Regions from separate parts of the Homo sapiens genome. Here region 2 is linked to region 1. Evidence: chromatin loops called from intact Hi-C (ENCODE). Cell type or tissue: mammary epithelial cell. All regions are shown on one strand. Links, peaks and the distances in the headings refer to the core of each region. The heading gives the core; the rest is flanking DNA.

Region 1 (5,383 bases), core at 157-5,156:
AGCCCTGTAATGACAGGGCACTAACTTATTTGACCTTGTTTTCCCACCACCTAATTGAGGACCTTAATAAATGTTGATTGAATTTACGAATGAACTACTTTTGCTCACGGCTAGCATTTTCAGTCTTTTTTCTACTCTCTAGACAACTTATAATCCACAAATAATCAACAAATGACTCAGTTACAACCTCCTTTCCCTGCAAGTTGTTTATCCAATCAGTGACACTGACAGATTTGAAATTCACCTCAGGCCAAAAGGGTAAGTCAAATAGGCTCACAGCTAACAGGAGAGAATGGAATTGCTTGGACAGCCATAAGTAAAATCATTCAATCTTTAGTAATGAGAACTATTTGGTTTTTACTATTTCTTTATGTCTGAATTACAACATCTTCAAGATAATTAATTTTACAATATTATATCACAATATTGGCTTTTTCCCACCATCCCTTCCATCATCATTAGCATATTTGTATTCATCCTTGTGCTGTCACCTCATAGGGTCAAGATGGCTGCCAGTTCTCTAGGCATTGCATCCACCATCAACAACTAAGTGGAAAGTAGTGGACAAAAGGCTTTTTTCTCTTGGGGCTCCACCTTAAAACTTCCATTTTTATTTCTTTGGCTAAAAGTGGTTATCATTTATACTCCCCCTAGAGCACTCATTGGTAAAGAAGAATGGAGCTAGTATCATTACATTAGATCAACCAGAATTTGTCCACTGGGTCTGGGTCTTCCCTCATGTTGAGAGACCTCTGCTGGCTACATGGACCCAAAATCTAGGCCCTTTGTGCAGAGAAGAAGGTACTAAATGGCTGTTTGGTTGGAAATGAACTGCATCACAATTATTATCAAGAACTTATAGATAAGAACATAGAGGCTCAGAGAAGTTAAACAATACCATCAGCAGTACACAGCTCATGAATAAAATGCAAGATTTCAATCTTCAATGCCATCATCAAATTAAGCAGTTCTTAAAATATATAAGGCTTGCAAAAAAAGAAGGGAACCCCTTGGAATTAGGGCATTCCTGAAGAAGCAAGTTAGTAGAAGAGTGAAGAGAAAAGGAAAAGTTTTACTTAGCTGTCTACTATAAGCCAGGTAGTATGTTATTTACACTGTTTCCAGACTTAGAACAATTGATTTTACAAAGAAGGGCCCAGAGAAGTTAGGTAACTAGCCCAAGGTCACACAGTTTGTTAATATGGTACAACTATTGAAAAGCAGGTATTCTCATTCACAGCCCATGATCTTTGCATGCCATTGCCCTGTCCTTTTGTGTAAGCACACAAAATGGGTGTCTGGAATCAAAACTTACACCATGAGAGGGAAAGTCCAAAACTGAGCCAAGGGATTGCTGGGAGAAGGAAGGTAGAGAGTAGATGGCCGTCCAGGAATCCCTGTGTTCCTCTAATTGCCTGATGCTGTGTTTTCAGACAGGATTCATTGTCCGCTGCCCACTGAACTAGTCCCTCAGAAACAACTCTGCTTCTGACATTTTCCCATAAAGCTGTCACAATCCAAATTCTTACTTATTTAAAACTAGTTATTTGTTTAAAGCCATATGAACACAGTGGTGGCTGTGGGTGGCTGGGGGCCAGCAGAGTGATCTAAATGGCCTAAATTATATGGAACCCTCATTTTCTATCCTGACAGCCTGCCTCTGAGATAGAGTCTGGGTCCAAGAGTGGAAATCAATTTTGAGCTGAGGCGTGCTAATAATTACTTCTGCAAAGCTCTTGCTGCCATATCTAATTCTCTCTGCGGGAATTCTCTGTGATGAGGGATTAGATGAGAGATAAGAAGTTTAAAAGAGCAAACATCAAAGTATCTTTCTAGAAGTTTCTGTTGGGAGTAAGAATGGGACTCTGTGGATAAGTAAAGCTTCAGAGGCAGGCAGCCTTGGTTTGCAATGCCAGCTTTACCATGTACTGGCTTAAGATTGTCAAGATATTAAATTTCTCCATGAATTTTATTGGTAAAAGTAAGACTGACAAAATTGGCCCTTTGAATGCCTGTGGGCATAGCGCAAAGTAAAGCTCAGCCCATTGCTTGGTACACAGCAGGTGCTGTTTACTGTCACATCTTCCCAAAAGCTCCCTTCTCAACTGGCTCTCTTCCACCCATTTGGATAAGGGCTGAAGAGCTGTTCAGATACCTGCTCCAAGGCCAGGTATCTAATGCCCAGTTGTAGAGGCATGCAAAGCGGGCTGACGGCGCCCTTAACATTTGGTAGTCATCAGATAAACGAGACCCTGATGCCATAGGTCAGATTCTGACATTACAGCTAAGGGAAGCCAGTTGCCTAGAAATGGAGAAACTGGCTGGCAATTAAGCAAATTTATAGATATTTCTAAAATTCCTAGGAGCCTAGATTTAGCGGGGAAGGAGAGGTAGGAGTAGTGGTGTATTTTACCAAAAGCTCAAATAAATCCAAACCCAACAGAATCACTGCTCAGAGATGTAAAAAGACAAGAAAACAATGAAAGGGCAGAAAAAGATTATTTTTCAAAGGTTTTCTGGTTGGGACAGCAGGCACACACATACTCTGTTTCTTTTCTTCATCTTCTCAGGCTGGCCCCAGGGTCAGAGGAAGAACCATCCTCCTCTGGTTTGTTTTTATCGACAGCCTCCAAAGGAAAGTTTTGGGAGAACTTTTTTTTTTGCCAATTTGGATAATGTCTTGCCCTCTAATCCAGAAAGTGGATTTTTTTTTTCACCCAGCCTTGGAAATCAATGCCAGTTTGTTTATTTATTTATTTATTTATTTCTGTAGAAATTTTGCACAATTTAAATATGTGCATGTTCACATTGGCTTCATTTTTCTTTTCTTTGCATAGATTTCCAACTTAATCAGGAATGGCTGGATACTGTAACTTTTTGGCACAAACAGCAAAAAGAAAGGGGGGTAAGTGTGGGGGGAGTTCTTTTCCAGGACTGAACTGTTTGCACTCTTTGTTTTGATGGTGCCACCTGACCCCCCTGGGAAGGGTTGAGTTTCTCCACATCCATCACGCCTACAGAGGGCTGTGTCAAAAGCCCGACCAGGCCTCCCCCTTGCCCATCTATGGCTGATTATTCACTGCATTGTGTTCTGAAGACGCACAGGCTGTCACGGAAAAGGTGCCTTCCTGCCTAGCCGCTCAGGACATTGACTCTTGTGAGCCGACTTTCCTCTCTTATTCCCATATCTATGACCTTCTCTTACTGTTCAGAGCCGTTTCAAGTGTGAGCTTGCAAGGTATCGTTTTTCCAAAAATGTTGGCCCATAACCATCGGCATTCAGATATGAGTAAAAAGATATGTTGGTAATAAAGCCAAACATAACAATTAATGCGTCAGGATTCCAAAGCACATTTTGCAATACCAGCTCATGTTGCAGCTGATGTCAGAATGTACATGCTGTTAATCTAATGAAAGGGCACAAGGATTTCTCTAAGTCCTGCACATATGAAGACGCTATCAGATCATCTGACTTTTTGTTTGAGCACATTGTGTACCACATTGAAAGTATTCCAGCTTGATTTCTATCCTTCGAAAAATTCTCTCCTTATCTGCTGAAGTCAGATTTGGATATATTCGCAAGGGAGTAAAGATTTAGCTGATCAGAATTGGAGTCATTAAGCAGGCCTGGAAATTCCCTATCAGGCACCCACGCCAGTGTTTCTTGGTGCTGCATAGCTTAAGAATTTGGAAGGAATGGGGCAATGGGCCAAACAATCTCATCTCTGAGGTTTTTTTTCTGAAATTGATGAAGGCACTGTGCAATCACGCAGGATGAAACATTGCAACTAACTAGATTGCCTTTAGTACCTTACCCTAATTAAGCCAGTATTGAAACTGTATATAAGCAGTGTACCAGGAATTGCAAACTCAGGTGCCCAGAGGACCACATAGGACAGTTGGAGGGGATGCGAGACGGTACAGTAGTGGGGACAGTGACAACCAGAGAGAGCATTCTTTGTCTAGAGGGACATTCACTACTCTTCTATCCTGAAAATGCAAATATGGCAAGATTTTCTATTTTTTTCCAAGAAAAGTCAAAAATCCTGATGTTTAGGATACATTTTTAAATCTTGGCTACCAATTCAATTAAAAAAATCCATGCAAGTAAAGAGTCTGACTGCTGAATTTGGCCCTTATGATATTAGCTTTTAATCTCTACAACAGACTAGAACTTGGAAATTTGTTTCTACACACAGAATTTGAAGCTTGACAAGTTGAGAGTTATAGTGACCTTTTTCTTGTGACTTCTTGGACAGTCTGTCACTCAGTCCTGCACAAAGAATGATTCAAGATAAGGGCTTCTTATCCATGGGCATCCCGGGGTCCTTCACCACAGTTAACACACATTGGGGATTGATTCAATGATGCTGCTCTTTGTTTCCTATGACTGCTAGCCCAAATTGCCACAACCTTGGTGGCTTAAAACAACACTAATTTGCTTCTTGACAGTTCCGTTGGCTGGAATTCTGACATGGCTCTCACTGGGCTAAAATCAAGTGATGGGCAGAGTTGCATTCCTTTCTGGAGATTCTGGGGGATAATCCATCTCCTTGCCTTTTCCAGCTTCTTGACACTCCTGCATTCCTTCCCCTTTCTCGATCTTCAAGGCCAGCAGTGGCAGGCTGAGTCCTCACACGACATCCATCCTATCTTGCTTCCATCACCATGTTCCTTCGGACTTTGGTTCTTCTGCCTCTTCCTCCACATTTCAGGTTGCTTCTGATTACGTTGGGCCCTCCTGGATGATCTCCCTATTTTAAAGTCAGCTGATTAGCAACTTTATTGCCCTTTGCCATGTAGCCTAACATATTTTCAGGAAGGCCTGTTGAGATGTGGATGGGAGAACCTGGGGTTGAAGCTTTAAAGTGAGACCAGTGAGCCACTGGCTTTTAACCTAGGGAACTCATGTTCCATTGACTCTTTGGGAACCTTCCCATGAATGACAGCGCATTTCTGGTGACTTACTACCTGGTTGCTTACCTAACGTGAGGGCTGTAGACGGCCTTTGCTTCTTGTCATCATTTCTCCTCTTATTGAGTTTGGGAATCACTGGCCATTCCAGAGTAACCAAAACCAGAATACAAACAGCGTTACATGGGGCAAAGAGATCAGCAAGGGATGAACATAGAACCAAGTGTTCTCAATGTCTGCTTTAAATGCCTGCTTTTATGGAAGATGTACAATGGTCTTACCATTCATCATTTTCGTAAGTCATATGATATTTCAGCATGCCATTCATCCCATTATTTTTGCATTGAACCAAAGCAAGTTTTCTTCAACTGCAATTTTCTTCCCTAATCTTTGGAGGCTCATACTATCCCCTCCAATTAGCTGCTCAGCACCTCTGCCTGAAAAAGATAAAAAGATTCAGGTAGCAAAT
Region 2 (5,383 bases), core at 57-5,056, 87 kb before region 1:
GACATTCTAATAAAAATGATTTTTGTCAGGACCAGGGTTCCAGAGCATTTTTCTCCCCTTATAAAGATTTAGTGTCCACTGACTCAAGTTTGGCACTTGCTCAGTGTCTGGGGTGAACCGGCTAACTTTTCTGCGCCTACGTTCCCTCATCTCTAAAACAAAGATGTTCTCTGCTCACCACCCTGCACCCCCGACAACAACAAAACAGACTTTCTGTGGTGTCCCCAAAGCTCCAGCCCTGCTCCTGTCTGGAAAGGTCATGTGGTAAAAGTAACTTGTGTTCTTTTTCCCTTGCCCCTTCGCTGGGGAGACAGGTCGTCTTTATCAGCATTGTGTTTTGTTTGTTTTTGCTTTTAATCTGTGAGCGTTTTTTAAAAAACGAAGTCAGATAATTAATAATAATGTAATCTGTATTTCAAAATTTCTGAGACGATAGATTTTGAACGTTCCCACTAGCTTGAGTTCATCATTCTGTATTGTATACATATTTCAACCACCACATTGTACCCTCTAAATATATACAATTGTTGTTTGTCAATTAAAAAAAAAAGAGTCAGATCTTTAGAATCCCAGAAATGAGCTTCTCACTCAGGCTTGGCTATATCATTTTTGGGGCCCAGTATAAAGTAAAATTGTGGGGGTCCCTGTGCAGAAAGCAGGGAGCAGTGTTAGGAATTAAAATATCAAGCATTTCTCCCCCCATTCCACTCCCTCTTGATCTGCTGTGGTGTTTTATAGTTCCTATTTAGTGTCGCTGCCTGCAGGGCCAGTGCAGACCCTCACAAGCCCACAGAGGCCTTCAAAGCATGAGCGTGTGCATTGGCTGCCATGATCCCCCTCACTTCCCTGGATCAACTTCCCCTGACCCAGGCAGATGGATGACCCCCTAGGTATTGTCACCCCTGTAACATGCAGTCAAGGCAGATGAGAGGCTTACCTCCACCAAGTCACCCCGCCAATGCATCATGATGCTGCTGCCTTGAGACACCTGAAAATCCCAGTGCCTGTGCCTAGGCCCCGACCAGGGCCAGTTGCTGGGTGCGGGCAGGGAGGAGGAGGAGGCCGAGCAGGACCCAGAACTCCAGAGAGTAGGAAGGCCAAGAACATGTCCCGAAGAGGACCCTGTGTAAACCAAATCTCCAAGCCCTCAGCCTCAGTGCCTGCTTCCCTGTCTCATCAAATTTTATTTACAAAACACAAAGCCAAAGATGATATGATTAAGAATATCAAGATGACAACCACAGAATACTAAATTCTAAGGACAACCCTCTTGAGGGCAGGACCCTGTGCAATTGTTCTGGCCTCAGGCCCATGTTCCTGTTTCAAGTTAAGGTAGCCAATAGGCATGCTTATTGTGATGGTCATTTTCCTAATGTGAGGTCTCTCCCTCTAATGACTACGCAGAAATCAGAAAATTCATTGCATGCAACAAAAGGTGTACATCTGAATGGGAGAAAATAGATGGGCTCAAGGAGAGCTATAGGTGGCAGAGCCTAACTCCTAAATGGAGCACCTCAGGGCCCTCCATCACCAGGAAACACCAGGCACACTGATGAATGTGCTAATTGCAGGTCTGGGTGGGCAGTGCATGGAGAGGCAGAGTTGGTGTGGGCTGCGTGGGATGTGGTGCAGGGAGGGTAGGCTTTCCTTCTGCTACACACACAACAGCAGTGTGGCTTGCACAGGAGCTGTCACCCTCCTGACAGCCAGGATTTCCCTTGATGTACCCATCTACGCTGGGCTCTGAATTCATTTTGGTTGTTTTGTTTCCTGCAGGCATTCCGTGGCCAAATGTAAGATGAGAGGTTGAGAATTTCCCAAAATATTCAATTCTGTTTATAACATCTGACTCCTAAAAAGAAAGCCAAATAAGCTGGTGTTATCAACCACCCAACAAGTCAAATTCCTTTTTTTTTTTTTTTTTTTTTTTTTTAAGACAGAGTCTGGGTCTGTCGCCAGGCTGGAGTGTAGTGGTGTGATGTCAGCTCACTGCAACCTCCGCCTCCTGGGTTCAAGCGATTCTCCTGCCTCAGCCTCCCGAGTAGCTGGAACTACAGGTGCATGCTACCATGCCTGGCTAATTTTTGTATTTTTAGTAGGGACAAGGTTTCACCATGCTGGCCAGGCTGGTCTCGAAATCCTGACCTCGTGATCCATCCACCTTGGCCTCCCAAAGAGCTAGGATTACAGGCGTGATCCACAGTGCCTGGCCTCAAATTCCATTTTAATCCAGAATCTTTTCCTATAGTTAAAATTGCATAACTCCAGGACCTAATGCCTGCACAGGGTACACACCCAATAAATATTTGTTGAATGAATGGCTGAGTTATATGGTTTGGCTGTGGTCCCAACCAAATCTTACCTCAAATTGCAATAATCCCCATGTTTCAAGGGTGGGGCCAGGTGGACATAATTGAATCATGGAGGCAGTTTCTCCCATATTGTTTTTGTCATAGTGAATAAGTCTCATGAGATCTGATGGTTATATAAATGGGAGTTCCCCTGCACACTCTTTCTTGCCTGCTGCCATGTAAGATGTGACTTCGCTCCTCATTTGCCTTCTGCCATGATTGTGAGGCCTCCCCAGCCATATGGAACTGTGCATCCATTAAACCTCTTTCCTTTATAAATTACCCATTCTTGGGTAAGTCTTTATTAGCAGCGTGAGAACAGACCAATACACTGAGTAAACGAATGCATTGATTTGGAGTTTTCGTCTTCGCGTTGACACAATTTTTACCCCCTTACAATAACTAGAAAAGGTAGACAGAACAAGTGTTATTTTCCCATTTTACATATGAGGAAATTGAGATTTGGAAGGATTAAGTACCTTGCTCAAAATTACTCAAAGTTATTGGGCTTCCTGTGCTCAAATGTAGGGCTTTTCTGCTGCTACAGGGTACACAACAAAATTCCACCCTGATGGCTGCGCCACCTGCCCTACTTTGCTCACAAGCCACATTTATGGTTATCTTTTAAGTTTTGTCTTACAAATTTTGTCTTTTAAGTTTTATCCCTTTGGTGAACCAGGGCAGACAAATTGCATTTTTGTGGACTCTGTGTTTCATTGGCTAGAGGTGATGATGAGCTATCAACAGTAAAATGCTTTAAGGAAATCATCATCACCATTATCACACACACACACACAAACACTTTTAAGAGACATACTTAGCTGTGGAAGTATCTCTCCATGTTCTTTTGGTACAGAAAACATCCTGTTTTCCAGGGATACACACTTCAGGAGATGGAGGAGTGGACAATCATGCTTAAGTACTTAAATTCTAGGGCTCAATTTGCCAGAATTCCTGTTCTGAACTTTATTCCATATTCCATGAATGACCTTAAGATGTTATTTAGTCTCTCTTGACCTCAGTCTCTCACATGTAAAGTTGAGATCATAAAAATAGAAAACTTGGAAGGGTGTTGTGAGATGGGCTGGTAAAGTGCTTACAGAGTCCCTAACACGTGGCGAGAGAATAACAGGTGTTCTCTTGTTTCTAGGGCAGGCAGAGACTGCATCAAGGAAGGATGAGGCCAAAGCACTCAGACATAGATTTGTTGTGAAGAATTCCCCTTACATATACATCATTGCACATCTCTGTGCATGTCGTCAGATTAAATCCCACTGTCCAGCTGGCTAAAAAATAAATTAAACATATTAACCCAATTAAATAAAGGTACGAACTTCCGTATTTGCAAGTGCATCTCAATACTTCTCTATTTTGTATAAGATTCAGCCATAGGGCACGGAATTTGCCCCTAAATCTCAAAACATTAGTCATTTTGTGTTTCTTTTATCTTTCTCTTTATTTCTTTCCTTCTTTCTTTCAAAACTTAAAGTTGTTTTCTGGCTGTTTGAAAGACAGTTTCAGAAAATAAAGCTGAGATTGAAAAAAATCCTTATGTTGTTTGTTGCTAAATTCATCCCTAACTGTGACTGGGGCTCCCATTTAAAATGAAATGACTCAGGACAATTTCTACTGGAAAATGAATTACTCCAGGCTTATGTTTCCTTAAATGTAAGCGTGTGAGGCAATCTCTTTCTACAGCTTCTAAATGAACAGCTGCCTTGAACTTTCTCATAATCAACCACACGAAGCTCTCATCCTTTGCTTAGTTCCTCCTTCAAGATGAATCAGGGAAGGGAAAGATGAAACGGGCTGGTGGGGAAGCATCCCAGCAATCTTCAGACAAGTGGAATTGAAGGAACACTTTCAGATCCTCTCCCAAAGCCTGGCTGCAGCCAGAAGTGTGAGCTTATTACCACAACAATATTACCACAACAGTGAACTCCCCATGCCAGCTCAGTTCTCATGGTGGCTTTACAGTGTACATGCCCATTTGCTCATTTCTGCTGTGTGGAAAACAAAACTATCCAAATGTGTGACTTCAGTCACACATTGCTTTTCTTTTGAGATAAAACCTGCTAATGGGTATCTAGGTATAGGTGTCCATTTGATTAATGCTAAGCTTCTGAATAGCAGAAAAGACTAAGAAATCCAAGGAGAGAACAAATCAAGATAAAAGGATATTTTGTGATTCACTCACTTAACGAATATTGAGAACCTTCTGTCTTCCAGACACTGTGCTAGGCTTTGGGAATGGAGACATGAACAAGACAGATGTGAAAACTGCCTTTTGGGGCACTTAGGTTAATGTGGGTAGACAGACATAAACATATCTTTTAGGAAATATATTTTAGGGGCTTATATGTCAAAACAAGCAAGCAAACCACAGCCAGTGCATTTTAGCAGCTTGGTCTTCTTATCTGTGTTGTCATGCTGTGATTACTGGGAATTACCTCAAACCTGAGACTGTTTCTTCATCAGTAAAATGGGAATGATTCTACTTACAGGTTTGTGGTGAGGCTCAGATGAAATGACTGCTCTCTTAAAAGCATTAAGTTTGATTTTCAAATTTTGATAAGATCAATTTTTATTGAGCTGCAATTTTGTATCATGCAATACACTAAAGCACTTCAATAGACAACATCTCACTCAGACTTCATGAGACAACTCCATACAGTTGGCAGAGGCACCAAATGGATGAGCTTAATACTAAGAACTGGTTTCATAGGAACTTATTGCCTTTGCTGGAATACAAGATTCAAATAAACTAATGTGGAATAGGCCCCAATGAAATCAAACGGTTAACTTTTTCATTCTCAGATCCACTAAAAACTGGTTGTTACTTCTTTAATTCTTACTCTCCTTAAGTAGCCAAAATTAGGTTGGAATTAAACCAGTTCTGATTTGGGGATTTCTCTTTTAATACAAATGATGATCCCCTTTGCCTCATACTTGAATGCCTAGGAGTCAACTAAGATTTAAAACACCAATTTGAAGCTGATATAGAGATGCCTTCATTAATGGCTCATCTTTTT

What was found. Hi-C counts contacts between places; a loop is a spot of excess contacts. Peaks named below come from ENCODE experiments on the same cell type or tissue, not always from the same donor. Only the 100,000 strongest peaks of a DNase experiment are listed, where the experiment ranks them.
Region 2: it touches region 1 in a loop (5-fold over the local background); 2 of 110 quality-filtered maps call a loop at or near these places.

Annotation. Positions count from the first base shown.
Region 1 is chr9:86,981,738-86,987,120 of GRCh38, reverse strand. It overlaps GAS1RR (GAS1 adjacent regulatory RNA), which reads right to left. Exons shown (of 7, transcript NR_049794.1): 3 at 5,196-5,351. Among named protein-coding and RNA genes, the nearest start is that of GAS1RR, 36 kb to the right of the region's middle. In mammary epithelial cell, for the core only: no CTCF peak of the experiment used is centred there; DNase peaks (open chromatin) are centred at 3,220 and 3,640; H3K4me3 peaks cover 146 bases; H3K27ac peaks cover 2,356 bases.
Region 2 is chr9:87,068,615-87,073,997 of GRCh38, reverse strand. No RefSeq gene overlaps it. Among named protein-coding and RNA genes, the nearest start is that of LINC02893, 29 kb to the right of the region's middle. In mammary epithelial cell, for the core only: no CTCF peak of the experiment used is centred there; a DNase peak (open chromatin) is centred at 2,377; H3K27ac peaks cover 1,163 bases.